Regions from separate parts of the Homo sapiens genome. Here regions 1, 2 and 4 are each linked to region 3. The links are chromatin loops, found by intact Hi-C in ENCODE. Cell type or tissue: IMR-90. All regions are shown on one strand.

Region 1 (8,000 bases), 250 kb before region 3:
TCATTAATAATTTCATTTCCTTTGAATATATACCGAGAAGTGGAATTGCTAGACTGTATGGCAGTTCTGTTTTTAGGTGTGTGGTTTTTTTTTTTTTTGGAAATGGAGTCTTGCTCTGTCTTCCAGGCTCACCAGCTTAGAGGAGTGATCTCGGCTCACTGCAACCTCCACCTCCCAGGTTCAAGTGATTCTCCTGCCTCAGCCTCCCTAGTAGCTGGGATTATAGGAGTGTAGCACCACGCCTGGCTTTTTTTTTTTTTTTTGTAGCAGAAGTGAGGTTTCACCATGTTGGCCAGGCTGATCTCAAACTCCTGACCTCAAATGATCTACCGACCTTGGCCTGCCAAAGTGCTGGGATTACAGGCATGAGCTACTGCACCCAGCCTATTTTTAGTTTTTTTGAGGTACCTTGACACCTTTTTCATAATGGTTGTACCAATTTAAAATTCCACTAACAGTATATAAGGGTTCCCTTTTCTTCACAAGGATAATAATTTTTGTTCTTGTTTAGAAATGAGAACATGAAGACCTGGAAAACTGTGAGTTATCCATATCAATGTAAAAGGCTTGTGCCCTCCCTGCTACAAGGCTGAGATCATTTTAGAAGTGATATGCCAAGTTTCCAAGCATTTATTGTAATTTATGTTTCATAGACCAGTTATCATTCCCCACCCTGGAAATCACTGTGGATTGACACACTCCGGGTCTGGTTGGGGCCAAGGAAATTAAAGTAATTATGATGTAAACATGTCGGTATTAATGCTAATGCTTGCTAGAAGAGGCAATGTAGAGAAGGTAGATTGACATAAGGCCATATACCCTGTGTATTCTCATTTAATGTTTAAAGGCTGAATATGCAAGAATGTTGGCAAATTTCTGGAAACTAACTACTGGAAAATGTTAGCTAAATGGTAGATTGAGAAGTAGAGGAAGGGATGGAAAAAAAGCTGTTGAATTAGGGATAACTTTGCAAGCGCTGACTTAGGTGCTTGCGAAATGGAAGTGGAGCTGTTTCTCTCTTTTTTACACATCATGGCATTTTGCTAGGGATTAACTCATTGTCTCTTTTCTTTCCCTGCCAGGATGCTAAGAGATCATTGATATAGTTCTTTATCACTGTCGTAATTATTTCTGTAAGACCTACACCGGCAGCATCGGTGCCATTTAGTAAATGTGCCTGCTCCATTAGGAAGCAGAAAGAAGACCAGTTTGAACTCCTTCCCCTACTAGTAATGTGATCTGGAAAAATTGTCTTTAATTTTACGGCCTTAGTGTTTCCCCTCATCTGTAGCATAAAAATTATATTATAATAATATTATAATACCGACAGGATTGTTTTGAGACAGTTAATGTCACAGTGCTTGGTGAAGCATAGGCCAATACATATGTTATGTAAATAATGGTCTTATGCCACTGATTGTCACTTATTGCACTAGATTTGACTGCCTTCTTGTTGGAAATACAGTACAATCAAGAAAATTAGCAACTTCAACCTTGTTTCTAATTTAAATATATGTTACTGTGTGTTTGTGTGCGGGTGTGTGTGTGTGTATGTGTGTTCATACCTATGTTTCTTCATCATTGAAAATGCAGTTACAGCTGAAAGTGATTTCCATTATTGGCATTTTCTCATGATAGCAGAATTTATCCTGAATTAACAGCATTAGCAGAAATGGAGACTGTTTCAACCACTGCAATCGAAGAAGTGGTAAAATGGTGTGGAAACAAGTGTCTGAGCACTAGCTCTGCAGGGAAACAGGCAATGAGGAGCAAGAATTGTCCTACTCATGGTACTCAGTATAAGTGGGTGAAAGCTCGGCTCTGAGAAAGGACACAAGTCACCAAGGGCCATGGTCAGCCATGGTGGCTAACCTCAGAAGAGGCAGTTGTAGATATGAAGTGAGCTGTGTTACGTGGAGCGAGTTCACAGCAAAGGGGGAGTTATCAAGAGCAGCTGACCCAATACCTTCCGAAAGATCACCTGCTTATCAAAACCCTTTATTTTACATATTTTGCTGTTGACAGGCTGTGCAATTATTAAAGCGGCACTTTTCCTTACTTATCTTCTACAGAAAAGATCAATAAAGCACAGATTGAATTGTTAATATCCAATATCCAGGTTTGAATAGTACAGATAAAATTGCCCACAACTGTTAGACACTCAGGCTAAAGGGAGTAGCCCTTCCCCTGGGCTGCATTCGCTTACCCTCATCAACACACTAGGAAGCCATTCAGAATGATTTCCAAGACCAATTCCTCCTATTCCACCCTGTCTAGACTTTCTTGGAATGTTTTATGTAGAAAGTCCTGGATTTTCCTTTTCATTGGCCCCTGAACTCTTGAGGTCTCTGGGTACGGAAAGTCTGTCACTGCCAAATTTCCTGTCAGCATAATTTCTTACCTGTTTTAAGTAAATAACCCATCTTTTCTGAACTCAATGGCATAGTGAGTAGTGGGAGCTGTCTGCCCAGAGGAAGGAGTATTTTATCACTGACATGATTGAGAATTATCAGTGCAAGGTGATGATAAAAAGCAAATCAACTTTTAATTGAACTTTATTATGATTTTAAAACTCTTAACAGGCAGTGCACCCCCTTATTGCCCCAACCAGGGGCGGATTTCCTGCCTTGGAATGCCTGAGGACAGTTGCTTTAAGGTGTGTGTGTGTGTGTGTGTGTGTGTATGTGCACGCATGTGCGTGTGTGTGTGTGTGTGTGTGTTTAGTGGGGGGAGGACTTCAAAATTGTCTTCAGTTTTTTTCATTTTCCTTTTCTTTTTGAGAAATGTTAAGAAATCAGGACACTTCAACCTGTTCAGTTATATATGCAGTAAGTATTCCCAGAGTACTGTTAGATTAACAACTCCAGATATTAGAATTACAATAATAGGCAAGCCCTGTTTCATGCCCATCAGTAGCTCAGACATTTAAACATCCTCCAGATTCTCCAGAAAGTGTTTATTTGCTCATCTATTGTAAAAGTATTTATCAAATACCTATCATATGCCATGTACTTTGCTGGATATTGGAGATAAAATTAACAAAGACATCCTTGACTCTGTCTTCATTTAGCTTCCAATCTCCCAGGTATGCTTACCTCCCTTCTTCATGAAAATTCTATTTCCCAAACTCAGTCACTTATTACTACTTTTAAGATCTTTTGTATGTTGATATATTAAAAGTGTTATTATTTACTTAAGATTTACTTTACTCCCACTTAAGTTGAAAACCATTTTATAAGGAAATACTTTATTTCTCCTCTCAGAAAAGTGTGCACATGATTATAAACTCCACGAGACTTTGTATACTAATCACAACTTGCTCCTCACAGTGTCCTGCAGATGGTAAATAGAAGACATATAAATACAAATGCAATGAAAAAAAAAACCCTATTAATAAATTCTAGTTGAATCTTGTCTACCAATACCCAAATTAGTTAAAAGAGAGATTAGTACAGTTTAGAGACATACTTTAACCAAAATAAGACTTTTCCCATGAACTAATTGTAATTATTGGAAAGGAAATAACTTTGCTACGGTGTGCCTTGGTGTTACTTTATTCCATGTCCTTGTTCCACCTAATGGTCTTGCTTACCTACAATAACCATGCCATATGTTTTGTCAGGCCCTGGTCAGCACTGTTGGATTACTTATTAAGTTTTGCATGGAGAAATCTTTTTGATTGAAGGCCTAGAATTGCTTATATCAACTGGAATTATGAACCTAATTCCAATTTATTTTCTCTTTTTTTAGTAGTCTGTAGGTGACACATTTTCACAGCATTTGTAGCTATCCCAATATATTTTTGTTCTTTTTTTTTCTATTTACTGTAGAATGCGTAATCCTGGATCTCTTGTTCGCAAATCGACAGCCTGAAGCCCTCTGGAAGCCCAAGACTGCTGGAGGTAAGGCATGAACTTTTTTGCAATTATGTCTCTTCTGCATGGAATGATACTGCTGTTTGATTTAAGTTTGAACTTGGAAGATTCATTCCTTTAGGGAAATATTTAACCTAATCTTGATTTTTGCCTCAAATTGGCATTAGACGAGCTTGACTAAGTGGTCAGGTTGGGTTAGCTTTACAGATTGGATTCTTGATTTAATACAGCTCAAACTACAAGTATTATTATTATTATCTAAACCCTCTTTGCCAATTTAGAAAAAAATATAATAGGAGGAGAATAAAGATAAATAATAAAAGCACTGCCCAAGCACACCGTTTGAATCATAACCTGGGTCAGTGAGTTGCATGCCATACACTGACAGTCCTTTGTGGGGTGTTCCCAAATTTTATTCAATGTAAAGTGTGTTCTTTTCATAACCAAATGTGTACACTGTAATGGCCTTGTCTGTTAAGCAGCCACACAGGAAGGCAAGTTGCATGATGCCTATAGATGGAAATACTCCAAATTATGATCAAGTGATGGGAGAAGCAGCAGCCAAGTGCCAGAGAGAGTCTGTGAGTGGACATGTGGCTGCTGTTCCTCATGAATGTTGGTGGGAGCAGGGCCAGGGCAGTCGACAATTCTACGCACACAGTGACACGGCATTGGGTGACTGAGTGGACTTCATTGTGACTTTGCTTTTATAGACTCTGAGACACTGACGCACTGTCCTAGTCATTGTGTTGAAATCATTGCTGACTCTTAGTGATGTTTTCAGTTTGTTCATCTCCATAAATATATCTTCAAGATTCTGGTATGTTTCAAACTCCCACTTTCCCCCCCAGAAATGGGTCTTTCTGATTCAGGATTCACCTTCTGTCATAAGTCATACTTTCTTAATTGTTACTTTTTGAAATCAAGTTATGATATACACCTTGCTTAAACATTCAACTCCTTCAGTAATTTTCTTGATATTTTCAGCCTTTAAGTCCTACACAATCTGTCGTAAAGACTGCTGCTCTGGCAGACATGAGCCTTTATGATTTCTGTCTCCTGTGAGGGTCTGCACCTACTGAAAGGTTGATTCTCTGAGAAAGGCTGAATTACCATGAGATGGCAGTAGAGAGCAGCCTGGCAGATAAGCCCATATTCCTTGGTATTTGAGCCAGACTAGGGGCTGGGCCTAGTGGGAGGAGCTAGATTACAAGGTAGTCTGCTTTTGATTTTTAAGTGTCTTCCTGGGAAGAGAGCGAGGCATGTCTATGAAAGAAAATGCCGGTAGTAACATCTGAGGTTAACAAATGTGTGTCAGGAGAATGGAAGACAATTCCTGAAATATACCAACCTCCGGTGATCAGAGTTCTACCTGGCTGTGCTCTTTCTCTCTCTCTCTCTCTCTCTCTCTCTCACACACACACACACACACACACACACACACACACACACACACGAAAAAGAGAAAGAGAGAGAGGGAAGGGGGAAGGGGATGGAGGGAGAGAAAAGAGAATAGATAGAGGACACAAATACTTTATCCTTGGAAAGCAAGGTTAAGTGAGATCAGCAAAACGCAAGAAGGCAATTGTGACTGATAGGAGCCACGCAGGACAGCTGAAGTTTGAGACCATATTACCTTGGCTTTGCCATTTCGATTCTCAAAGGGGCCAAAGTGCTGCCGGATTAGACACTAGCATGGGCTCTAAATCCTGTGTATTTTAATAGCCCCTATTGTACAGAGAAATAAGAAAAAGTTAAAGATGGATGGCATTTTTAAAACGGTTGCCCAGAATGTGCCATGTCTTGCTTAAGTCACTTATTGCACTACTGGCAGTATTAGAATTAGAACCAAGTCCACATGCCCTAATTATCGGTAGGCCATGCTTTCCAAATCACAAGAGCAGGAGCAATTTATTTTTCTCTCAAACAGAAAAGATATTAAAAGGGAATTCAAAATGACCCTAGAACTCTATTGGAGGAATGTGGATGCCTCCATGTAGTAGAAGGAACATGGGGCTTTGTGGCCAAAGAGAACTGGTATCAAATCTTGCCTCCATCTCTTATAATCTATGTGGCATTAATCTTGTGGTTTGTGTATCTTAATTTCTTCTGAGCTTTAGAAGAAATCAATAACATATTAAAAATATCAAAAATATCAATAAAAATACCAATAACATTGATATAAAAAGTAGAATTGAGGATTAAATGAGATACACATATATAAAGGAGAGATAGGTGAAGACTGAATCCTGAAATTGTTCAATGTGGAAAATATTGATTTGATTTTTGGAACTGGATTCTGAAGTCTAAGGTAGGAGGTAGAATCACTTTTTTTGGGTTGAAGATGCTTTTGTTCTGTCAAGGACTACTTGCCTGGTTGCTTATAGTTATGCAGATAATAGAGCAAATGACACCCATTTTTCTGGAGAAAGACAGTGCCAATGTTTTGTGTAGTACCTGCCATTTGAAACTGTAACTGTGATAAGTTAGACAGCACTCTGCTCTCCAAAGAGTCATGGGAACTTCCTGGAAAAGAGACATTCAGACTCTACGTCTTCTCTAGGGTCAGTCTGAGGAAAAGAAAATGCTTTGCTAATCCTTTGGACAGCCGTGAGACTGGGGACATAGATGAGAGGAGGAGGCAGACAGGCCTCCCTGGAAAGGAGTGGCAGCCTCACCCTCACTTCACAGCTGGCAGTACCCACTGCACTCTGGGCCCTTCCCCTCAGCCACTGCAGAGGCAGCTTTGGTTCCAGTCCAAAACCGGGGCTAGAGAAGATTTAGGATTTGTGGAGCCAGTGGACCCTTGATAATACCAGGCCAAATCAGAGAGTCGGTACCTCTTGAGAGAGGGTCTGTGGCTGGGCCAGGGGAGTTCCTGAGCCAAGAGACACCAAGGCCAACTTTGGAAGTCATCTACATCACCTGTCAAAGCCAGTAATTATGCTGAAGTCCCCTGACTCACATTACACACTCTGAAAGAAAGAGAGTCACTAGCTGGCTCTCCATCAAGTCCTCAGGAAGTCTATATGTAAAATAGAGATTTGGTACCAGCATTATGCCTCTTCATAAAGTATGAACTTAAATTTTTCATGCGTTAGAGAATTGGGGTTAATGCTTAAAAAGAAAGCTTCTCATAAAATAAAACTAATGAAATATGGCTCTGAACGGATTTCAGAGACACGTCTTCCAGACTGCCTGGGGTCCCCTGGAAGGAAAAGGTTTGCTCTGATTATCAGCAAACTCTGAAAAACTGTGACTACACTGCTCGAAACTCATCATTTTCTTTCTTTTTCTTTGACCCAGAAACTCCTTCTTTCCCCTTGGACTCTTAAAACATCTATTAGTGACTATATTGTGATGGTGGCTTTGTAATCTCGCAATTCTGGCTCTTACATGGGGCAAGAAAAAAAAAATTGTTGGCAAGCTCATCGGGTTCTGGAAAGGCTGTGCCTTTCCCAGCTGGCCAGGGGAGCCGGAAGCCTGGGAAGGCTGTCCACAGGCTTTCTGGCAATGGTATAGGAAGAAAAAAGGAGAAGGAGGCTTAATTCCTAGCTGGCTGGACCTTGGAAGGTGGCCTCTTTTCCCTTTGGCTCATGAAGCTGAATAGAAGGCCAAGAATTCTAGCTGAGTTCCTGTCAGCTTGTCGCCTTGCTTTTGGACTCATGGAGTGAACTGAGTTGAGAAGAAGCTGAGGGCTGCCTGAGGCAGGCTTACCACTGAGCCATGAGGAAGACAGACCCTCCCTGTCACAATTGGAGTCAGAATATCTTAGCCAGAGGCCTCTCTCCTTTCAATTTAGAGAAGTAGATTGAAGAGTAAATGGCCTAATTAATTGTAGAATGTTTGCTCAATATTTGTTTTTTTTCTATTATACCATGAAATTACCATAAACAAAAACTACACTTTTATTTCTAGGCAATGAAAACCTTATTGCACAAAGGGTATGTGGCATTAAGTCTTAAACTTACAAGTATATCTTTCACAGCAAATGTCACATGACTTTAAAAATCATCTTAAAATATGATTCTTCTCAAAGCGTCTTGTGTGACTTCAATGAAATACTCATATGTGCAGCATCCCTCTAGTAGGTACTGACTTATTAAAGCCATTTAACACCTACGC
Region 2 (8,000 bases), 100 kb after region 3:
TCTCTAATATTGGAAGGTGGTGTGCCACAGGTGCGTGACACACTACCATTACCAGCTCACTCCGCCCCTGACTCAGGCCACCTAGTGTAAATGTGTAAACACTTGTTTAAAATCCCCATCTAAGAAGGAGGCAAACTGAGCTCTTCCTCTCTGGGCTAAGCAGCTTGGATAGGGGAGAAGTAGAAACTTGCCAGCCCCACTGTGGGGCAGGATGGTATTCAGAAGTCATACCCTGACATACCATCCACTGTGCTGAAGGTTTACATCTCCTGTTTCTGAAACTGAACGCTGCCAGTAGAGTGAACTCCCTAATGATTTGGCATCCAGAATACATCATCTCCAGATTCATCAGCCTGCTCTGGAAGCCTTTGAAAATGCAATCCCCAAGTCCTCTGCAGAGAGCATCCTGTCAACCTGGGAGTTGGCTTGTTTTCTGTGGTGCTTTCTTAGCAAACACCAAAAGCTATTTTCCAGAGAGTTCCTTTGAATGGTTCCTATAAATCAAAGATGAAAGACATTGTGGCCAGAGGCCTTTTAAAGAAATTTTTGGTCTTTCTTCACCAAGCTTTTAAAAGACCACATCTTCAGAAGCCATTTTTTAAAAATCTATCTAGGGCTAAGTAAAGAATAATATAGAGCAGAGATAGTGGAGAATTTTCCAGAAAAAAAAGAAAGAATAGAACAAATCATAAAGAGTTTTTAGGTACAGGAACCTAGAAGCATCTATACTGGACACATTTTTACAACTATAAAAATGTCATTGTTTCTTCTTTAACCCCATTAAATGGGGCAAAGGAGAAGAGCGCATTTCCCATTTTCTCCTCTGAAGTGATTCCCCCATTATGCTGTCCCTGTGCCCAGAGGTTACTGCATTAGCATGACCAAGCCCCCAAATGTCGCATCTCCCTGCTCAGAGCCTCTCTGGCTGCTTGGAAAGCAGGCAGCAGTTTAATGAGACAAGTTCCCCTTGGAGACTCCTCTCCCCTCGAGGAATTCTGTAAGTGCTTTATACAAAACAGTAATAGGATGGTTCAGCCAGACTCTCTGGCTCAGATACACTAACTGCTGCTCCCTTTGGGAAGGAGGAGAAGGTAGCCGAGTGATAAGACCATTACCACTGACTGTGCCCTGTGAGCTGGTAGTCCCTGAAGCCACTTTTCTTGCCCTTTGCAAGCATGAAAGGAAGTCGGTGAAAGGCTGATCAGAACAGACTTCCTGGTGGGAGATAAAGCTGTCTATGGACAGGCTCTGGATGATAATGGGCAGAGAGTGATTTAGTACCATGATTACTTCTGAATAGAGGCTGCAAGCATTGTGCCCAGGAAGCCCAGTGAAGCTGCGGAGGAGTGACCAGAGAGAAATCCACTAGGCTGGATACACATAGGAGAGCTGAGCTGCCTACCCTGGCATTAGGAGGAGCCAAGAGCAACCTCTGGGAGGCCTTAGCAACACCTCTCAGAACTCCAGGATGCATCAGATAAAACAGTCCCATCTGTGGAGAATTTCCCTCCTCTTTCCATATACACTTTACCCCTGTCCTCTGAACTCACAGATTTTTAATTTTCTTATGACTCCAGACTTTAGGGGTACCTGAGCCTCTGCCTTATTGTTTTTTTTTCTAACAGGTTGGAATGTTGTTGAGATTTACTAATGACAGATCAACAGCTGGAGTTAGGGGGAAGTTAGTGAAAGCCATGAGCAGTGTCAGAATGAAATAAGGTCTGCGGGTGGGACTTGAGATGGAAGTTCATGAGGCAAGATAAGGAGTGGCCTGAACAAAGCTGTGCTTTTATTTTTATTTTTCTTTCTTTTCTTCTTCTTCTTCTTTTTCTTCAATGTATGGTATTGATTGAGATCTCACTGTCAACTGCACCAATTAAAAATTCTATTCAACCCGTGGAATAATTTTAAGACATGTCCACAAATTCTTTGATATTCTTCCCTTTAAGAGTTGGAGACTAATTCTCCTCTGCTTGAATGTGGGCTGACTTCATGACTTGTTTCTAACAAATAGAATAAAGCAGACATGACAGTGTGTGACTTTAAAGACTAGGTAATAAAGCTTATTGTGGATTCCCCTGCTAGTTCTCTTTCACTCTCTCACTTGGAGCACTCATTTTTGGGAGAAGCCAGCTGCCATGGAATGAGGACTCTTGGGCAGCCTATGGACAGATCCACTCTGTAAGGAATTGAGGCCTCCTGCCAACAGCCATGTGAGTGCACCATCTTGGAGTCAGATCCTCCAGCCCCAGTCAAGCGTCATTTGCTGCGGCCCTTGTCAGCATCTGACTGCAGCCTCACAAGAGATCCTGAGCCAGACCTCCCAGTTATGCTGCTTCCAAATTCCTGACCCACAGAAAGTTAGTGTGAGATAACATGTATTTCTTGTTTTGGGATGATTTGTTATGCAACAATAGATAACTAAGACAACTGGGATTGTAGTTCCTATGGCACAGACAGTGGCCCGAAGTAAGTAACAGATGACCAGAATAAAGTCTGCACCAGTGTTCTCTAGTTAATGCCACAGTTTATTAGCACTTGCTTTTATAAAACACTTTGAAAATCTGAAGGCGGGGGGAAGAAAAATGAGGCAAAAGCTTTCCATTCTGTGCATGGTGTTGGCCAAATGAATTGATTATTTTAGAGCATCACAAGCTTTGTTTCTTTGTGCCTTTCCCTGGGTCATGTGAAAAAGTCTTCCAGTCGAAGTCTTCCATTCAGAGCAGTGGTTACGTATTCATCCAGTCATCATTTTAAAGTAAATTAGAAGACACATTTTTCTATTCTGTATTTAGACATTAGATTGGCTAAATTGGAGCAGAAAGGAATAGAAGGAAAGCAGGGAGAAATGAGTAAAAATGAGAACTATAGTTTATATTAGTTTATCTGTGAAGCACCAAAAAAGTCAAGAAATTTCATATTTTAGCAGCTAGAGAAAAGGTGTCCTCCCGCAGTTCAAGTTTTTATGAATTTTATCCCTAAGCTTTTCATACCCACCTTGATTTATTAGCCTTTCTCAGCATTATATCTTGTGGACCTGACAGGAGAACATAGTGCAATGAAACATCTGGTAAATTTTCCCAGACCCTATTATGAAATATCTTCAATTTTCAATTCAGTGAAAAGTAAACAAGTCATTGTCTTCCCCAGAAGTGATTCACTTTGCTGTCAGAACCCACGGGCTGTAGGCGATAGAGGTTTCAGAGTCCTTCTTCGGGTTGATGGGTACACGGGGCCCCATCTTTTGCAGTACGGGTGAGCTGGAGGGGTCAGGTAACTCTTGGATGCTTCACCTAAACAAATACATCTGCTTGCTCAGTGAAGTGATTATTTTTAAATTTTCGAGTGATGTGCTTTGTTGTTGTTCAGAGGTCACTTATGAATTGACATTACATCAGCAAATAGTAATTGCTTAATTTCTGCAAAAATACCTCGTTTCATTTCCATTCCAACTTTTCAACCAAAACACACACACACACACACACACACACACACACACCCCATGGCTAGGCTTGAAAAAGACAAGGCAGATAATGTGGCCGCCTACAGCTGCTTGTTGTATTACATTGCCAGCTTCTTTTTCAAAGGAAAGCATTCCAGCAGATCTTTCTGACAGCAGTCTGTCCTGGACGTAAATTAAAATGCACATTTCTGAAAACTTTTTATTCATTAAACAGAAAACAATGCCCAATAGCTGGAAAAGATACTATCAGCTTGGTATTTCAGGAGATTATTTTTTCAACAGGCGTGTTTATAGAGATAACGTATAGAGATATTAAGCAGATACACTTGACTGACAGACAGGGAGGACTGAACCATAAGGACTTCAAACAAGCACGTACTAGCTTCAAGTGCACTGAGCATCTGCCAAGAGACTGAATGACTCAGAACCAGATGATTTTATAACAACACATATGGAGAAACTGAGGTCGAATGTGGGAAAGAAATTTGGTTAGCATTTCACATAAGTGATATCAGTGTGGTGCAAACAATTCAGATGTAGAAAGTGGGGAGGGGGGTGGAAAGGCTAAGATAAATGCTTCCAAAATTAGAGTAGGTTAGCTTGATTCTGAAATCACTGCCGCAACTCCATTACAGAGGCTCAGAAATGGTCCACAACAGGACATTTGAACTGTGGCTAGCATCTGATTCATTCGAATCGTCAGAGGCTGTCTCAGCAGTTCAGCAAGTGGAAGGGCTTCTTTCACAAAGATAAGCTCAATGATTGAATCTCATTAATATCACCCATATCAATCACAGTGCTGGCCACGTAATACACATTCAATAAATGTTTATGCAAGAAAAGGTGGAATTGTTTTCAACATTTTGGATCATACCTTCTATATTAGCTATATACTTCCTGCTTTTCTTCTTCCATTTGAAGCTGAATGAAGACAGAGGGGGATCCACCTCTCCCTAAATGTTCTTCCTTGAAACAAATGAGCCTGCTGGAAACCCTCAGAGTCTCTAGCACCATTGTTATTACAGTTTCTCTGTCTTTCTCTCCTTTTGATTTCACCTTAATAAGCCCTAAGCCTATTAATTCTTCTACTTGGGGAAGCCACCAAGGTGAGAAGAAGGAACACCACTTGCATTTTGCCCTTCCTTTTCTCCAGGAGCCAAATCATGATATTTTTGTAAAAGCATCTCTCCTTTTTTTCCTAGTTATCTCTCAGAGATGATGGTGGATCACCTCCGTGTGGGGGCTGCTTATCTTGGTGGGGATCTGGTGGTGGGCTTTTAAAGTTGGCCCAAGCTGAGCTGGCTGGCTGCAATTCTTTGTGCTATTTATTTAAGAAAAAGAAAAAGGAAGAAGCTATTGCTGTCTCCTCTGGTGTGCTGGTGTAGAAAATGTGAGTGAACATTTTCATTTTCAGCTCCAGTTTCTTAATCTCTTGCAGTGGAAGAAAGACAGTATGCCAGTAAACTCAGAACTTCACAGACCCCACGCTCATGCTCAGCTTTATGGTAAATATTGTAATACTGCCCCAGGAAAGTAGGACACAGGCATGGGAGAATGTCTAAAGGCAGTCTGAGTGTGCTCCAATCAGTAGTATTTTCTTCTATGACAAATAGTTATCCTTTTGGTGAAACCTGTTTTAAAATGCTAATCCAGGTTTGTTTATAGTTGGCCTTAGCCAGCAAGCCTGCAGGCCTGCCAGGCCGGGCAGCCATGTGTGACCCTGTTCCTTGAAAACAGCTTCACCCAGGGCTCAGGCGTCTTGTGGAAGAAGGGTTTGCTACATTATAAAACCAAGGCAGTGGAGGCCAGAGCGAAGAGCAAGTGGCCTTGGAGTTTTCTTATTTGATATGAAAAAATTGGCAAAGCCTATTTTTGGGGGAGATCAGGGTTCAAAAAACAGTGGTCAGAAAACACTGGATAAGGCTAAACTTAGTGGTACAGAGAACTTTGATTCCTCCAGCAGCCTTCTCATGTGGGATCAGATAGGAGAGCTGGTGTAAAAGCAAGCAGCCAGCGGTAAAGTGTTGAACATGAATGTGCAGGCTCATCACGGGCTGGCTGCTGAGTGGGGTCATCTTTGTGGCCAGAACTGCTGTCTGTTAGCTCAGTTCCATTGCATGGGCCTTGCTGGCCTGGAGGAAGCAGTGACAGAGGCAGACCCATGCTTATCCAACCTCAGTGCCCATAATAGAGAAAAATTAAAGTAACACCTGAAAAATAAAAAAATAAAAATAAAAGTGGCTACACAGCCAGGCAAGAAGGAAATGAAGACAGGATGGCTCTGAGCTGTGTGCTCTCCTTTTTCTCTTATTGTAAGTTAAACTATGTTCTATAGAATGCTGAACTTCCACAAACATCTAACCTAACTATCCCCTGTATCAGGAAAACAAAGTCAAAGTTCATAAAAAATGAATTAAAAGGAAGCCAAAAATACTATTTTATGAAACTGAAGGCAGCTTTTTGAGTATAGTGAGTAGGGTGTCTAGGTGTGCAAAGATTAAGAGAGAGGGCAGGACACTTTTATTTAAAGGATTCCTGGTTAGAGAGGCAAGGGCATGGCCAGGAATGGGGTTCTTAAGACAAGAGAACCTAAATTACTGTGCACGGTAAGGCAATAATAATGACAAGAGCTTGCTGTCATGTGAAATGAGTTTTTCCTTTCCTCTGTTCCGGTCTCAGTAACAGGGTGGGGAAGAGAAGAGTGGAAAGGAGATTCAATAAGGAAAGCACAGGTGCCAGCAATAAGATGAGGAAGCCAGGGCCCAAGGAAGGAGCTCTCAGGACAGGATGATGGGGATCTGCCAATACTGAGAGCTCAGCAACTGTGACGTTGCACAGCTGCTGTGGTTTCAATGTGTGTTCCCCCAAACTCATGTGTTGACATCCCAACCCTGCTGGGATGGTATTGGGAGGTGGTACCTTTGGCGAGGTGATTAAATCATGGGGCAGAGCCCTGATGAATAGAGTTAGTGCCCTTATAAAACAGACCCCAGAAAGCTCCCTTACCCCTTCCACCATGTGAGGTCTCAGCAAAAAGATGGCCCTCTATGAACTAGGAAGTGGGTCTTCCCCAGACACCAAACCTGTCTTGATCTTGAATGTTCCAGCCTCCAGGATTGTGAAAGGTAAACATCTGTTGCTTATAAGCCCCTCAGTTTATGGTATTTTTGTTACAGCAGCCAGAACAGACTAAGACAACAAATGCTACAATCACTCTCCAGGTTTCCTCATGCCTTTAAAAGAGCTTGAAGAGCCATTAAGTTTAGGATCCACCTGGTGACAAGGCTGCTTTGGGTACACTGTGCTCACACTGCAGGTCACAGGGACCCAGAGGCCAGAGAGGACTGGGAAAGTGAGCCAGGCTGGGAGAATGCTGTCAGTTGACACCAGGACACATGGGGACCATCTAGGAATTCTCAGAAATGTCCCCAAAAACAGTTAAAGTGTGGTCATCAAAATGAGGAATGAGCTGAAGCTATCTTAATAGTTAAGCCAAAGCTATCCCAGAAGTCTGGGACTTGGGAAAACTGTGTCAAATGGCCACGGACACTGCTCATATTGATGAAAAACACAGAAACCATGTTGTTCTGTGAGTACAGTGGTGCCCATGTGCACATCAAGGTAGACAAACCACACCTAGTTTCAGAAATGCTGATTCGGCTGCCCTTACCATCTTCCATAATTCCTGGCACACTTCCTCATCTCCCTGCCTCCTCTCCTATAATCTTCTCTTCAAATCTGCCTGGCTGTGTAGCAATTAGCAAGCCTGGTGGTGCAGGTCCTACAGAGCCTGGCGGCTACACCGTCAGTCAGCAGCTTTATGCCAGCCAAGGAACGTGGGAGGCTGTGATGATTTATTGAATGTATTGTTTCTACTAATATGAGTAAACAGGCCAAACTACTTTTAAAAAGCCAGAAGTGAAACTACTTCTCCTGGGGAATCATTAATATAAAACAAAATGATTGGTGGAGAGCTTGAACATAATATCATGCTAAATGTATAATAGTAGAAGGTTAAATTGCTTTCTGCTATCTGTTCTTTTTGTCTTACAGTCTAACACTCTGTATGATATTATCATTAAACCACATAAGATGTTACTTCCTCATTGTCCTGAGACTTGATTAAATACTTCATTTTGGTTCTTTAAGTTGCTATTTTTTTGTGGGGGGTGGGGGGCGGCGCTTATTTCTATTTTTAAAATTTATTATTACTGAATTAAATTTACATATAGATAATGAGCTTAGAAAAATATATTCACCCGTGAAACCACTACCGTAATCAAGACACAGAATATCTCCATCATCCCAGAAAGTGGCCTTATGTTCCTTTCCAGTTACTCCTAACCAAATCCATCCCCTGCAAGGTCAACTCTGTTCTCATTTCAAAAATTAGTTCTGTCTGTTGCTGAACTTCATATAAACAGGAGCAGGCTGTATGTGGTCTTTGGTGTCTGATTCCTTTGCCTAACAGGTTTTTAATATTCATTCATGTTGGTGTATGCCTCAATGATTTATTCATTTTTATTGCTGAGTCCTA
Region 3 (8,000 bases):
AGACATATACACATAGATAAGAAAATGAAGGAGATGGAATGGAACAAACATTTATTGCAAACCTATTGTGTAGCATGGACTTTTGCCCTTAATCTCACATTTAATGTGAGGTTGGATTAAGTTTCAAATTCAATTCTGCAGGATTCCCAGATTCTGCTGCCTTTGGAGAATCTATAAAAGCATTGTTTAATATTTATTCAGTGCTTGCTTTGTTCCAGGTCAGATGCTAAACACTTTACATGCATTACCACATTCTGTTTTTATAAAATCAATTTGAATATTATTATCATCATCCCTGTTTTCCAGATGAGAAGACTGAAGCATGTGTGGCTAAATAAATTATCCCAAGTCACAAGTCTAGTGAGAGGAGGAGCCTGGGTTTCAATCCAGACTAATATTCCAAAGACTTCATTATCATCTATTGCTATTAACTATGACCTCACTATTATTAACTACTATTACAACTAAGTAAGGGGTAGAATTCAACTCCTACTTGCTTACTACTCTGTGACATTAGGCAATTCACTTAAACTCTCTAAGCTTCAGTTTTCTCATCTATAAAAATGATAATAATAATAATAGTACTTACCTTGTAGCATTGTTGCAAGTTAATATTTGTAAAATGCTTAGAACAGAGTTTGGGTGCATATTAAGTACTGATGTTTTGTTTAATAACAGTTAAGAAGTTGTACTTTCTGATGACTGATGAACTTTTATTAACAATTACACACACAGATTTTCTGTAATTTTCAGATGACCGTTATGCTTCAAACTGGACTGTAAACAAAATGACTACTTTCCACTGATGGGAAATGTATGTAGATAATGTTTAAGCATAATCACTAACCATGTAAAGCATTGAGCCCTTTACAATTTCTTCTGGTGAAAACACTCAATTATCTCCATTCATCCATACCTTCCTTCTTTTACTCATTTAACAAACATTCTCATGCCAGTACTTTGCTGAGTCCTGGGGACGCAGGATGAATAAATGGAGAAGGATCCAATCTAGAGCTGACTGTATTCTCTGGTTTAGCACATAAGGGAGTGTGAGAAAGTCGTAGGTTCCATTGTTAGATCTGTTTAACAAGTATTTATTGGGCGTCCATTAAATGCCAGGCACTGTGGTGGGCACTGGGACTGTCTAGGTAAATAGAGATTGCTGCTGTTAAGGAGTGTCGAGTGGGGAAGACATGCTAAATCGGTAATTTGCCTTCAATTTACTTAATTACGTAAGTGAACTGGTTAGGGGAGCACAGAAGAAAAGCACTTATGCCCATGGTAGGGGCTAGTGGGATGAGGCAAGTTTTGACATTTAAACAAATTGTTGGCTAGAAGTCAGGAAAAGCAGAAATTAAACTACATACCAATATGGGGATGGAGTACCCAGAAAGCAGAGACACCATGAAACAGTGTGGCACAGTGGTGAACCGCAAGTTTCTGGGTAATGCTAGCATCTAAAGCATAAGGTAGGGAGAGGGGGGAGTTAGACTGGAGAAGTAGCAAAGTTAAAAGGTTAAAAGTGTGTAAAATCAACTGATGAGACCAAATGCTAATAAACCACAACAATGGTAGCTGCATAAAGAGTTAGCAGTTTTCCTTAGACTTCTTTCCACTAAAATCCAAATAAAAGGAGCGTTGTTTTCCTATCAAGATTCTTGGAACCAGGGAAATGATAAATGCTTAAAAGTAATATTTTGGTCTTGACCAAAAGGTAAAGGATACCATTCGTACCATGCCACAGTGAAGAGCCTACTTCCTACCTCTCATCCCCAGCAAGCCAAATATAGGGATCGACTCCGAAGTCTTCACTGATAATGTAGACTGAAAACACGGCTAATCCATGGCTTGAAACGACCTACCAGCATATCCTTCTGCAATCTAAAAGTTTATTTTTTCCTGGATTTAGGAACTCAGTCTAGGGCAAATTGCACTCTTCAGGTGGCACTCTGGAAAGCTGACGATTGTGGAATTTTAGCAAGGAATTTAGGAATCTCCAGAATTTAATTTTTTTTCCCTCTTTGCTGCTACTGCAGATGCAGGACAACTCAAGAGCTTTCTGTCTCCAGGTGGGTGGCGATTTGACTCCTCATCAAGCCAATGGCCACCCCCTTGCAATCTTTATGCAATGCACAGTATCCTCTGCCTGCAACGGGGGCTTGCTCCCTTGATGGAGAAAATACAGAATAACTGGACGCCAGGAAACAGGCACAGCTTTCTGGGTCAGAAGTTGGCTGGGGAAGGGCCCTGACTGCCAAGTAACTTGCAATGATGTCAGAGCCCAGCACAACCAGAAAACACCAACTAGCCGGCCAACAAAAGACCTAATAACAACAGGAAAAAAATCACAGAGCTGTGTTGCCAAAGCTGTTCTTTCCGCCCCCTACTCTTTTCTTCTAATTGGAAGAACAGCAGGAAAGAGTCTATATTTTAAAAGACTCCTCATCCTTCTCTCCCCTTCTTTCCTTGGGTTACACAGTGTTAACTAGGGAGGAAATAGTTCTCCGGATGAGTCCTGCAGCAGTTGCTTGGGGTGTCTTTTTTGAGTTCCTTTTCAAGGCTGTCCTTGGAAGTTTCAGAAACAACGAGGACCAGGGTATTTTTCCTAAATGTAAACATGTAACTGTGTTTGGGAGAAAGCAGGAACCATTGAGGAAAGGAAGTCCTTTCTGCGCCCCTCTCTTCTCTCTTTCACGGTAATTAACCATACTCAAATGAAAATTAAGTTTGGCGGAAAAAGCTCTCTTCTTTTTCTTTAAACAGGGGCATCATGGTTCATTCTAGCCATTTAGAGCCCTCAGTGATCCATAATTCAACTGGAAATTAATAAAACACAGCCCGTTCTTGGAAATGAAGTTTGAATTAAAATCCTCTTGTTTTGGAATATGTGACTTTTTTTTTCCTTTCATTTGTGACAGTCAATTTTAAATGATGTCACTTCAAGGACATTTTCATTTCTCCCACAACATATTACATGAAACACTTGCCTGTAAAACCGGGTCATTAGCCTGCAAAATTATACTGTACAGAATGGCTTTCATTCAAAGTAGAAATGGGATTTTTAGTAGGCAATTTCTGTATTTTATAAAGATAAAGCAATGTTTGATTGCTTTCTTCCCAGCTGTTTTGCTTAGTGGTTATAAAGAGAAATGGGGGGCGGGGGGGTAATGTGGGGGCGGGTTTGTAAAGATGTGCTTAAAAAATAAATCTTACACTGGAAAACTAAGGCAGAACTTCACGGAACAACTGCGCCCGCAGCTCTCCTGGGCTGCAGTGATTTGTCCTCTGGGTTCTGGAGGAAAGCTCTGAAAGAAGTGAGCGAGAGGGAAAGAGGGAGGGAATCGAAAAGGTTGCTTCGCAGGCTGCAGCACCCACTGCGAGCTGGATGACTGAGGCACTGGGAGTTGCTAGAAGGAGCAGCTACTCAGAGGTGGGGAGAGGGAGGGTGCGCAGCAGAGCGCCGGAGAGGAGGGACGCGGAGGCCACCGAGGGGTCAGCAGGGCCGCGGCGCCAGGGTGGGGGCCTCCAGGCGGCGCTGGCCACGGTTCACCCGCGAGGGCGAGCGCGCCCGGCCGGCCGCGCCTCCTGCCGTCCGTGCCCGGGGGTGGGACCCGCGCCGGGAGCTGCCGAGTGCGTGGAGGGAGCCAGGCTCCGGCTCGCCTGATGGATTGACTTGGAGATGGATCGAATTACACCATTTGCCGTGCATCGGTTTGTTTTGCTCCTGCTCTGTCCCGCTGCTGCTGCTGCTGCTGCAAGGGGTGGTGGCGAGTTTCAGGATTCTATCAAGGAAGCCAAGACCTAAGGAGACAGAGGGATATCTATTTTTACAATATTTTTCTTTATTTTCTTTCTTCCTTGCGCGTGGCAAGCTTTTTTTTTTCTTTTTCTTTTTTCTTACCAGCCTCCCCCCAATGAGGTAAGACCGTTTTCAACAATTTGCTAATGCTCTTGTGGCGCCCGGTGGGGGTCGGAACCTGAGATCCCGAATCGCTGTGTGTGTGTGTGTGTGTGTGTGTGTGCGCGCGGTGGGGGTCGGAACCTGAGATCCCGAATCGCTGTGTGTGTGTGTGTGTGTGTGTGTGTGTGTGTGTGTGTGTGTGTGTTGCCACTGGACAGTTGATTTATTTTCCAAGCTGCTCTCTCTGCCTGCCGTGCAAGGGACGCGCAAAGGGCTAGAGAGGTTTGGCGGACGCGTCAAAACTGGCAAAGCTGGCGGCTTAGGGGGAGGGGCAAGTGGACTTGGAGGCCCTCCTCCACTGTGCACCCCCTTGGAAAAAAAGCGGAGGGGGCATCAAGTAAAAGTTTCTTGCCAGGCAGAGCCAGCTCGGCGTCCCCCGCACATAGCTGGGGTTAGCAGGGGTTGCTTCTCTGCCGGGCACAGCGTCTCCAGGAGCCAGCCGGGGAGAGCTGAGCCAAGGCCGAAGGAGCCGCCTGCGGGCTTAGCCGCCCCCTCCCGCCCGTTGGCCCCAGAGCGGACGCTGGGACGCCCGGGGTCTGGCAGCTCTGCGCCCGGCTAGGAGCGGGCGGGCGAGCATTAGCCTGCGTCCTGGAGAAGGGGCGCAGCGCCGCAGTTGAGGCCGGAGCAGCCCCTCGCGGGCGTAGGATACCTGTCAGTGAGCGCCCGGATTGCACGGCCCCCGGGTAGTGCCTGCCGGCGAGGGGCGGGAGCTCGGGTGACTTGGCCATCCCCATCCCCGGCCCAGGCCCGGAGGGCGGCCGCTTCCCACCGTCCCTCTCCCCTTACTGGCAGAGCGCGCTGCGGGCGGACTCCCGGGCCCGGAGCAGCCCACCGGCCACCCCACCGCCCACCCGGCTCCCGGTGTCTCCTCCCGGCCGCTCTACCCAGCAACTTTCCGTGCTTTGTTCCCCGACTGGAAATGCTTTACGGAAGCGTCTTGGACAGGGTCTCCGCCAGGCGACAAGAGCTCGGTGCTGAGATGTGTTACGTTCTCATCTCCCCATCAATTATGGATGGAAACAAATAAGGAAGAGTCAATTTTGCTGAGCCCCTTCTCCGGCAACGAGAGGCGTTCTGCAGCCGGGAGGGAGCCGCCGCTCGCGCCGGCAGCCGCTGGCAGGGGCATGGTGAGGAGGAAGGTAGGGAAACTTTTATTTCCCGTCTTGACAGCGGCGGTGTTTGTCCCTGGTCTGCAGAAACTGATACAGTAGCCTCCTTCCTTGGGTAATTTAGGAGGGCTTGAAGCTTCTTCTGTCATGTGTAATTCTTGGATTGAAATGAAAGGTCATAAAGGACTTGGAAGTGTGCACGAGAATTGGGTTTGAAAAATTTGTGCTCCATCCACTCTTGGGACCATTGCTGTCAGGTGATTGTTTAAATCCTGAACTTGTTAAAAGGCGAAATGTCAGGGAGCTGGCGGGGGTGGGGGTGTGGAGGGGGATTGAAGTCCCGGTATGAATCGCAGCGTTTGAGGAACTTAGGGCAGTACTCCCTGTTCTGGGGTGACCATTCGGTAACTGATGTTCCAGCATCCCGAGCCCTCAGCGCCGTCAGCTGGATGATCTCACAGGGAAGGCGCAGCACATCGTTACTATAGATATATAGACTTCGTCAACAGTCATTGGACCTTATGTCTGCCACTACAGCGGGGGCTTTCCTTTAAAAATAACTGTAGTGTTTCCTGTTACTTGGGGTGAAAGGGCAATGAGTAGGACGATTTTTCCCCAAAACTTCTGGCGGTAAGAATTTTAAGTCTGTAATAAAAATTATGGGTGCTTTTTAAGGTTGCCCTTCCCCCTACTTGATATTTGGGGCCATTAAGTGGATTATTTTGTTTATTCCAAAGCTGAAGTCCCTGGGAAAGGTCTAACATTTTTCTAAACTGGTTTGATCTCTGTCCCTTAGAATAGGAAAAATACTTGTTTGAAGAAAATTTTCAAGGTTTCTTCCTTGTAGTATAAAGAAATCTCATCTCAGACCGCTCAAGGGAAGGATTTTACTCTCCTTTGGTGGCTTAAAAACAGTAGCTTTTGATACTGGTTTACTCTTGCTGTTAAAAAATAAATCCCCTTACTCTCTTAGGTGTCTAACTCAGGAAATTAAGTTGTGTGTAGTCATGTTTAATGTAGTGAGTGACAGGCATATTCTTTCAAGCTGGCAGATATTACACAAACATTTACTCTGGCTTAGATAAATAGAAAATGCCAGATAAGCTCTGAGATTTGGGTCTATATTACCATGAACCTAAACATCTAGAGATAAATAAACCATAGTTCAGCCATAGCTGAGTTTTGTTTTTTATAGTTACTGTCTGTGCTTTGTTTGGTTTAGGTCTCTTAGAATGTACTTCCAGAAAGACAGTTAAATAGATAACCCTAAGGCTTCCAAAATGTGTTGTTGAGCAGACTGTTTTCTTTCATTGGCACATTTTGTTAGATTAACAACTAGCAACTATTTCTTACTGCATCCTACAGAATATTCCTACCTGGCCTTATTCCTCGTAGGGATGCTATATCAATAACCTTTCTTTTTTTTTTTTTTTTTTTTTTTGGAACATTTCTGTGACTCAGGAGAGTATGCCAGAAATGTTGTGACTTCTTCATCACCAACAGCTGGTTAACTTGAGTTTGATTTAGATTTGTGGGCATTTTGCCGTCTTCCTCTTCTTTCTCTCTTTTTTTCTTTTGGTGCCCTCTAATAGCACCATCTGGTCATGTCTCCCCTGGTTTGATGGGTTGATGGATTTGAAAGATGGCTGTGATGTAAATCCGTTAGTCCTTAGAGTGAGGACAACTTAGAAATCCAGAAGACTTCAGTTCCTTGCTGCATGCACAGAAAGGCTCTGTCCAGTAACTGTGACTGGGGTAAGCAGGCCCCTACATCAATGTCGTGGTTTCTGTCGCTTGAAAGGCCACAAGCAAGTAAACAGGAATCAGAGCCTTGATTCACAAAGATGGCCATAATTGCTAAAGACTTATTGAAACTGGAGAAGTTCTTCACTTCTTGCTGCTCCATCATAATAAACCTTGGTAATTAGCTTAGTCATTGTTCTTGCATGTGAGTTTCACTAAGATACAAAGAGTGAAAAATGCATCTGAAATAGGGTCATTTTTCACCCTTTTGATGCATTTTATGCAGAGTTAAGAGCCTGGCTGAATGCCTAACCATTAGTAGTGTAACCGTAGGAGGTGAACTCTTTCCTTGTTATATTGCGTGATAAAATATTGTCTTTTATTTTAATTGATAGACTTTAAGCCTGCATATTCTAGATGCCTTTCTAGAGGAAGCAAGAAGCAGTTGGGGTATGCCAACTAGGCAGTATTTACTGAATATTTATCATTTGCAAGGAGCTGTGCTAGCCAGTGTTCCAACACCAGGTGAGCCAGATATGTTTCTCTGTATTTTCAATAGAGCAAAAATAGAAGGAAATAAAGGATGGGAAAACAGACCTTTTGACAAGAAATGTAGATATGCTTCTTTCTTTAGAAGTGTATTATTTTATTCTAGAGATTTTAAAGCAAGATTATCCATACCAGATATTTGCAGTGGTGCAGCCTACCTGCCTTTAACACTAGTGAATGATTCAATGTACTGTTAAGTGTAATTCACGCATTGAATCTGTCCTTAGAGTGAGAGATCTCACTTTCTGTGGCTCATGTGAATGGAGACTTAGTGTTAATATCTACCAAAGCTAGTGTCTTGGGTTGCCGCTGATTTTGTGAACAGCTGCCAACTTCCAATTGGGGAAAAAAAAAGTGTTCTGATTTATTCCCATGACACACGGAGAGAATAAAAATCACATAACTATTTTAAACATACCATAACACTTTCTAGTTGAGGTGGCTATTGTCAGGTGGAGTTTTCCTCCTCACACCTGACAACACTGGCAGTGCCACTGATAATTGAAGCTGCTTGCATTTCTCCCAACAGGAAAACTACTAGACGTTCTTACTTTGAAAAACAACCATTTATGTAACCAAGGGCGATCAAATCAGTGGTCCACACAGATACCACATGAGGTGTACTTATTTCTCAAACT
Region 4 (8,000 bases), 280 kb before region 3:
CCTTTCAATGTTATAACTTGCCACCCTGCCCCCATTTCTACTCCATTCCCCCACAGGCCCAAGGTAATGTCTCAAAGTCCAGGCGTCATCTCATGGAGAAACTACCAAGACCAAGTCAAATGCTACCACCCCTCCTCACTCTTTACCATCCCTCTACCATTTCAGCGGTGTAGCCTCTTAGTTGAGGTGGGATGGAGGTGATGAATTGCAGGAGCAAGGCTTCTCATCTGGGAAGCCCAGGTAAGCCCAGCAAAACTCAGATGGTCATGAGCCCTAGCCACGGAGTTCTTTTGTGAGGCAAGTCATAGCAGCCAGTCCCCTGGATCATAGATGGTGGCCATTTCTATAGCTATCAATAAAACTCACAAACTCTAGATAAATTACACTCTCTTGTTGATTCAAATAAGATTTTTTTCTCATTTAGATTGAAATAAATTTTTACTTTTGTTTTTCAAAGAACAGACATGAAAACTATTGGGCTCATGGTCTCATTTTTGAGGATGGATGGCTATTTGTATGCAAGGTATATAATAATGTGAGTCTTAAGATTTCTCTTTGTAATATTTGATTTAAGGGACTTTTATCATACAATTGAATATCATTTTTATTTTGTTTATTAAATTAAATAATAAACCAAATAAAATATGTTTAGAAACATGCCCTTCAAATTAACACCTCAAAGCACAATTTGAGCATAACACTGTAGTTTAAACAGTTCCCTTCCCATTTCAAACATTACCTGGAGACTAAATAGCTTCAAACCCAAATCTTTACCCCTTTTTCTGTATCCTCATTATGAACATAATTTTCTCTCTGTAACTCTTCCCACTATTCAACAAACCTACATCCTCCCGCAGTGATTCCAGATTTTTCACTAACCACACCTTCTTGGTAGACATAGATGGAGTTGTGGGCTGGAGATAGGGTTGACTGGCAGAACTGCCACTATGGACAGCAGGAACACTGTTTGGTCATTGGCCCTTGAGGTCTAGCATGTGCATATGAGTGAATCAGGCTGGTCCCAATTCCAAGGCCACCCACAAAAATGCTTCCTGTGTGATCTGTTTTGAATGCCTTCTCTTGATTCACATGCACGAAAGAAATGCACAGTTTAGACTTCAGATACAGTACAGTTGAAAATGCTCGTGACATCATGCCTTATGTGACTAAAAGATATCTTAGTGTTTCTGTTGAAACAAAGATAATAATTATAAATAAGCCTCTTATTTATTTCATAAGTGTCTTCTGTGTATGCACAAGCCTTTGCATTCATTGAGACAACCTGGAAATGTGATAGATGTATCAATGGTTTCTTTTTATTCTTCTAAATATCCACCCCCAACCACCCGCAATGTTACATGGCTGGGCTGGGGTGATGTTCCAGGGCATCAAGCAATGTGTGAGGCACTGAGATCTAAAAAGATATTTTCTTTTTTAAGAGGAGAGCTATGTGTTCACAAAATCATTAGTGAACCCTAAAAGAGCCAAGAGCAACTTCAGACCTGTTAATACTCACACTGAAAATAAATGGCAGGTCAGACAATGTCCATGCCATAAAACTATGTAGATATGATTCTTATGTCTTCTGTCTTTGTAACATAGAGATAAGAAGAGAGAGTAGGAGCAAAAAGTGCTTTCCTGAATAAACATGATTTATAAATATGGTTCGATAGAAACACATGAAAAGTAAATTTTGTTGAGACTGGTGAAATTTTAGAAGGGGAAACAATTTTCTTATTAAAACCTAATTGTTCTCTGATTCTTTCTCTCCTTCTCTTCACCCTGTTTCTCTTTTTCTTTCCATAAACACACACATTTATTTCTATATATATATATACACACACACAAACATACATATGCATATATACATACACATATGTGTTATGTGTATATACATATACGCATATGTATATACATATACAGCTATATGCATATGTATATACATATACACACACAATTAGTAAGTACTCAGCCCAAAAAAGAAAAAAAATGGCAAAGTGACTTGACTTGGTCTGAGAAGAAACAGAACAGGCAACTGAGCTGAAAAGACCATGTGACCACACTTGAGATGAAAAAGCAACTCTATAATTAACCACTCCTAATTATGATCTGAGCATCACTTAGGAGAACCACTGTGTGGAAAAACTAAAAGTGCAAATGATTAAATGTATGTCATTTTTGCTTTGGTGAGAAGTGTGCATTTTTAAGATGTAAAAATTATTTTTCAAACTAAAATAAACTACACTGTCAGTAATTCATCAAAAACTTAATGAGCTTTTTTCTTCTTAAAGATTGGGTAAAATGATTTTATTACTTGTGAAGGAATCCTTCCCATATTTATAGGTTACTCAAAAATTTTGACTAATTCCACAAAAATTTCCTGAGGCTTTGTGGCAGACAGTGTGCTAAGTGCTGATAAATAGTGGTATATTCCTCCTTATAAGCTGTCTATAGACTATAAGCTATATTTACCAATTTTGATAAATGCTATTGGTTCTTTCTAGACATTGTCACTTTCTTCTTAATTATGTTGTTAATTTCTGTTGCTGAGCTCTTTCCATAGACAACGCAAACATAAACTTGAATTGGGCTCTTCAATTATTTGTTACTGGAATACTAATAAAAGGTTGTACATTTATTGATCTAGAGGCATTATCGCCAAGTATTTATATATTTATATATTTATATATTAGACATATATCCAAGTATGCCATTATAAAATGTGTCTTCTAAACAACAGATGCAGAATAACAGCAATAAAAACCACAGTAGAGACTTCAATGACTTTTCATTAACCAGTCAACCTCTCCAGCTAAACTATGATTTTGCTTCAAAAGAATAGCAGGTTTTAGATTTCAATAAAAATTGACCCCTTGTAGAGATGTTTATGTGACTATTACATTTAATTTATTTTTTGCTTTATTTTATCAGAATCTTTTTCTGCCAAACATTGCAATTCAATGTTTTATAGATCACACATTCTGAGACCGAGTTTTAGTTGAGGTTAGTGATTAATTTGAAAAATAAACTCACTGAAGTTGCAGAGTATGGGAGATACCTGATTTATAGATATAGAAAAACACCACCAAAACTTTGGAATTCCTGGATAACTCTTAGTCTCTTTCCAAAGCACAATGGGGTAAACAGAAAATATGGCTTAAATGTCACATTCGGTTCAATTATAAGATGTGGAAGAGATTAAGATAAAGAAATAATCAGTAATAGAAGCATCATCTTCTAACCAGAGATTCCTTATGCATTTGAAAATATAAACTATGAGATGGACTTTCAGTAACTACATCTACATACTGAATATTAAGGTTTTCAGCAAGAAGTAAGTTTTCATCATCTGAATAAATTCCAAAAGTTGGCTAAAATCATAAGTGGTGGTGTTGAGGTGGCAGAGAAAAAATGAGAAGGCCACAATGACAACCATCTAAGTAAGAGATGTTGAGGCCTCCACTGAAAGAGAGTCAGTGTTATTAGAAAGTGAGAAACAGTGTGCAGTAGCATTGGACAGAGTGAATCGATTTGGAGGCTGAGGGAGAAAGGGAAGAACAAGGTAACTGTGTGGTTCAAGCCTGGTGATAAATACTGAAAAAACGGACAGAAATGAGCAGGAAGGAAGCAGTTTGGAAAGAGGGGTTTAATCCTGTTGAAATGGGTGCATTCTGGGTCATGCAGATTGGAATATTCAGTAGGTTGATGGTGATACAGAATTGAAGCGGAGGGAGGAGGATCCTGGCTCTAAAGAAGTGAGCTATCTGAGTCAAAGCAGATATTTTTTTTCTTCTTCCACCCTCCATTCTCTCTTTTCTTGCTACATGCTATCCTGACAGTTTTCTGCTGTTTTCCTTATTTTGGAAGCTTCCATGATCAGTGATATATAAACATAACTTTTTTTTCCTTCTCTGTCTTCAGAAACAGACTATAGGCAAGTGATACACTATTTGATGGAAGCTACTTTGTGAGTCAAGTCTGTATTTGATCCAATTTTGTATCCTACACAGCACATAAATAATGTCTAGTACATAGAATTCATTCTACAAATGGATAATGTGTGGTCCCACATGGCATAGCTCCTTCTGAATCATATGTGAGGACCCATTGACTAACCCATAATCAATCCAGGAATGAGACTTAGTGCACAAGAGGAATATGTGTGTTTATATCAGTGCGTTCTTTGTAAGAAATATGCCAGATGGGAAGAAAATGGGGCCGTCCTTTGACCTTGAAGAGGGACTAAACACAGCTGGTCATCAGAAACAACACACACTCACATACACACACATAGACCACAGTTCTTTGACAGCTTTCTCTTGATCCCAAAGGAAGATAATAAATGTTAAAAATAAATCACTGAATTGTAAATTCTTAAAAAATGGCCAGATTTTAAACTTAACCATGTTGGAAACATCACATTGGATTCGAATTTCAGTTTCTTTTTATACTATATTTTAACTTATTCTTCATAGATTTTGCAGTTAACAGTAGGTGGTGGGGAAGCTGGGCTTTTCTTGAAAGAACTTACTTGAAAACACCATTTTTTTGAATGGAGAAGGAAATATTCTAAACAACAGTCTAGAATTCCTGTGAGGTTGCTATTGTAAAAGCAGCCTGGTTTGTGAATCATCAATCCCTATCTTTGATTCTGTTATTTTCCAAATTGTTAGTAAAATAGAGTAGGTTCTCACTCTACTCTGTCACCATCTTCTGTAGCAAAATTTGGCTTCCTAGAATGGTGGAAACTCTGTTTTTCCTCCTTATGCCCTGTAATATACACTCTCAAAGGCCCTGATAAGAAACACTGACTTGCACATGGCAAGTCTAATGACATGTGGCTCCCTACCCAGTTGAGCCACGTTCACCATTTTCTGAGCTAAGGGAAGTCTGTGGCTGCTGTGTGCTGGCCCCTTGAAATGCTCCAGCTCAGTGTGGCCAATTCTGCTCTGGCTCTTGAGAGATGCAAGATGCATACTGTATTCTTTCTGGGTAGAGGCACTACTGACTGAGTTAAGTTTACCCTTTTCCCTTTCATTGAGAGCTTAGACATTTTTTAAAAAACTGTTTTTCATTGATTTCTTTATATACTTTAAAGAAAAATCATGTTTTGGGCCACTAAGACCCTATAGTCATATTATTGTGTTTCAGTTTCCTTAAAAATAAACAAAAAGATAGCATAGAAAGGACAAGTGCTTGTCAAATATTCCTTGTATTTCCCCATACTTTGTGGTTTAGTAGGGGCGATATGGTTTGCTTTGGACTATGGGCTGTGAAGGGAAGTGTCACTTTCAGGCTAAAGCAGTAAGAAATCCACACTTAATGAACCAGTCTCTCATCTTCTGAGGGGGTTGAGTGTTTCAGCACTTTGGTCTTTTGAATGACTCTATGGAGGAAAGCCCTCCACCATATTAGATATGTAGCACAAATTAAAAATTTGACTTTGGGCCGATTGCGGTGGCTCATGCCTGTAATTCCAAAACTTTGGGAGGCCGAGGCAGGTGGATCACCTGAGGTCAGGAGTTCCAGACCAGACTGGCCAACGTGGTGAAACTCCGTCTCTACTAAAAATACAAAAATTAGCTGGGTGTGGTGGCAGGCGCCTGTAATCCCAGCTATTTGGGAGGCTAAGGCAGGACCATCGCTTCAACCCAGGAAGCGGAGGTTGCAATGAGCTGAGATTATGCCATTGCACCCCAGCCTAGGCAACAAAAGTGAAAGTCTGTCTCACAAAAAAAAAAAAGAAAAAAGACTTTGGCTGTATTAATGTGCTGAGATTTGGGGTTGTTACCATGTCATTGTTAGCCTGACCTGACTAATACAAATAGTATTTGTGATGCTCTAATGACACTAAATTACTAATATATGTATATATATATTTTATATATTTATCTCAAGTAGAAGTTTAATGTTCTTAATTTTATGATGCAGAAAAAATGCTATGTAAAAATGATTACTTGGTGCCAACATTAAAGATGGATATTTTAGGCTGGGCATAGTGACTCATGCCTGTAATCCAAGCACTTTGGGAAGTCAAGGCCAAAGGATCCCTTGAGGCCAGGAGTTTGAAAACAGCCTGGGCAGTCCTATCTCTATTAAAAAAAAAAATATATATATATATATATAGCTGGAAGTGGTGGTGCATGCCTATAGTCCTAGCTACTCAAGAGGCTGAGGTGGGGGGATCACTTAAACCCAGAAGGTTGAGGTTGCAGTGAGCTGCAATTGTGCCACTGCACTCCAGCCTGGGTGACAAAGCAAGATTCTGTTTCAGAAAAAAAAAAATAAAAGAAGAAAGGAAGGAGGCAGGGAAAGGAAGAGAAGGGAAGGGGAGGGGAGGGGAGGGAAAGAAAAGAAAGAAAGAGAGAAGGGAGGGTAGGGAGGGGAGGGGATGGGAAGGGGAGGGGAGGGGAGATAGAAGAGAGGATGGTTTGGTTGTCTGTCTCTCACTGACACTAAAAAGAAGTTTCCATTCCTCACCATGAAAAAGAAGTTTCCAATGGTTCCTTTAGTCAAATATCTCCTTAGCCAATTGCTGTCTTGTGCCTAATCCAAATTGTATTATGTGCCCATTCAGATTATCAAAAGGAACATCTAGCCTTCTTATAGGCTTGGAAAGTTCACAGTGATCTTTAGGGCAAGGGTCATGTCTTATGATGTTTTTACTCCCATCACTAAGAAAACCTGTGATTTTCAGTAGGCAGTAATAAAGTTTACTGTTAAATGAATGAATGTATCAAAATTATTAGTCATCTACAAGCATGTCAGAAAAGTTTTTGAATACTCAGTTCCTGCTGGACTGAAAATAAATTGTGTAAATTTTCCTCAGAACACTTGCCTACATAATATTAATCCTTTTCCTTCATCCCAAATCATTCCCCACCCACAACAGTCTGAAATTAGCAAAGGAATTAAGCAGTATCTGGTTAGTTAAACTGTGAAAAGAAGTGTCTCTCACCTTAGATACCAACCTCCTGGACTGGCCCTTAATCACTGTCATTTTCTCTGACTAAAGGAGAACCTCCTTCAGGAGACCTGTGCAGCATTGATTTGTCTGAGTCATAGCCTGGTGCAGGTGATTCAGCTAATTTGCTATAATTACAAATTTTCTTTTCCTAGAGGTAACACTCAATAAAAACCTTGGGCTCTCTCTCTCATGTTTGTCTTGAAAGCACCAAAAATAACCCCTTAAAATTATTTTATTCATGAGCCTGTTATAGAAATTTTCTTTCTTATTTGGTACCTTGCTGCGACTTAAGTTTCTGGCAAAATCTGGGATGAATTGATGTGTGTGGTGGAGGGAGTTATAAAGGTAGTGTCATTCTTGGGACTTCCAATTTATAACTGCTACCAGATTTGGTTGTGTGACTGAATTGTTGGACTTCACATGTTCTAAAGTGAATTTCCGATATTTCCCACAAAGGTTATTCAGCTTGTAGTATTCATCATCTTAACTGCTCACACCCAAACTTCTTGGAGTTATCCTTGACACCTCTCTTCTTTCACATCTCACATCTCATCTATCAGAAAATCCTATTGACTCCATATTCAGAATATATACTGAAACCTCCCACTTCTCATGGCTTCCATTGCACCACTCTGGTACAGGCTACCATCATCTCTTGATTGTAATAGCCTCCTAAGTCATCGCTCTTCTTTGTCTCATGATCTCCTAGAACCCATCTCAACACAGCAGCCACAGTGATCTTTTAAACTATAGATCAGATATTACTACTTCTCTACTGAAAATCCCCATGATAGAGTTTCACCTTGCACACAGTAAAAGCCAACATCCGTGTAACAGCCCACTTTATCCTATGAGATTTGACTCTTTGTTACCCATCTCTTCTCCTCCCCTAAAATCTCCCACCCCCTATTCACTATGCTACAGATCATTAGTTTCCTTCTTGTTCCTGAAACCCACCTTACATGGCTTCTGCCCCAGGATCTTGGCAGTTGCTGTCCTTCTGGTTATGTTCTTTCCACAGATGGCTAGCTCC

What was found. Hi-C counts contacts between places; a loop is a spot of excess contacts. Peaks named below come from ENCODE experiments on the same cell type or tissue, not always from the same donor. Only the 100,000 strongest peaks of a DNase experiment are listed, where the experiment ranks them.
Region 1: a loop joins it to region 3, with 8 times the contacts of the local background. A loop is called at or near these places in 25 of 110 quality-filtered maps.
Region 2: a loop joins it to region 3, with 2.2 times the contacts of the local background. A loop is called at or near these places in 6 of 110 quality-filtered maps.
Region 4: a loop joins it to region 3, with 3 times the contacts of the local background. A loop is called at or near these places in 3 of 110 quality-filtered maps.

Annotation. Positions count from the first base shown.
Region 1 is chr15:47,466,644-47,474,643 of GRCh38, forward strand. It overlaps a transcript of SEMA6D not described here. Among named protein-coding and RNA genes, the nearest start is that of SEMA6D, 250 kb to the right of the region's middle. In IMR-90, a CTCF peak has its summit at 4,998 (motif pointing right); DNase peaks (open chromatin) are centred at 4,538 and 5,018; H3K27ac peaks cover 145 bases.
Region 2 is chr15:47,817,121-47,825,120 of GRCh38, forward strand. All of the region lies in intron 3 of LINC01491 (long intergenic non-protein coding RNA 1491), which reads right to left. Among named protein-coding and RNA genes, the nearest start is that of LINC01491, 25 kb to the right of the region's middle. In IMR-90, no CTCF peak of the experiment used is centred here; a DNase peak (open chromatin) is centred at 3,871; H3K27me3 peaks cover 1,608 bases.
Region 3 is chr15:47,713,774-47,721,773 of GRCh38, forward strand. It overlaps SEMA6D (semaphorin 6D), which reads left to right and starts at 3,732. Exons shown (of 19, transcript NM_001358351.3): 1 at 3,732-3,919. RefSeq lists a silencer at 3,559-3,853. In IMR-90, a CTCF peak has its summit at 3,559 (motif pointing right); DNase peaks (open chromatin) are centred at 3,378 and 3,708; H3K4me3 peaks cover 4,138 bases; H3K27ac peaks cover 1,744 bases.
Region 4 is chr15:47,430,662-47,438,661 of GRCh38, forward strand. It overlaps a transcript of SEMA6D not described here. Among named protein-coding and RNA genes, the nearest start is that of SEMA6D, 280 kb to the right of the region's middle. In IMR-90, no CTCF peak of the experiment used is centred here; DNase peaks (open chromatin) are centred at 1,040 and 4,160; H3K27ac peaks cover 1,132 bases.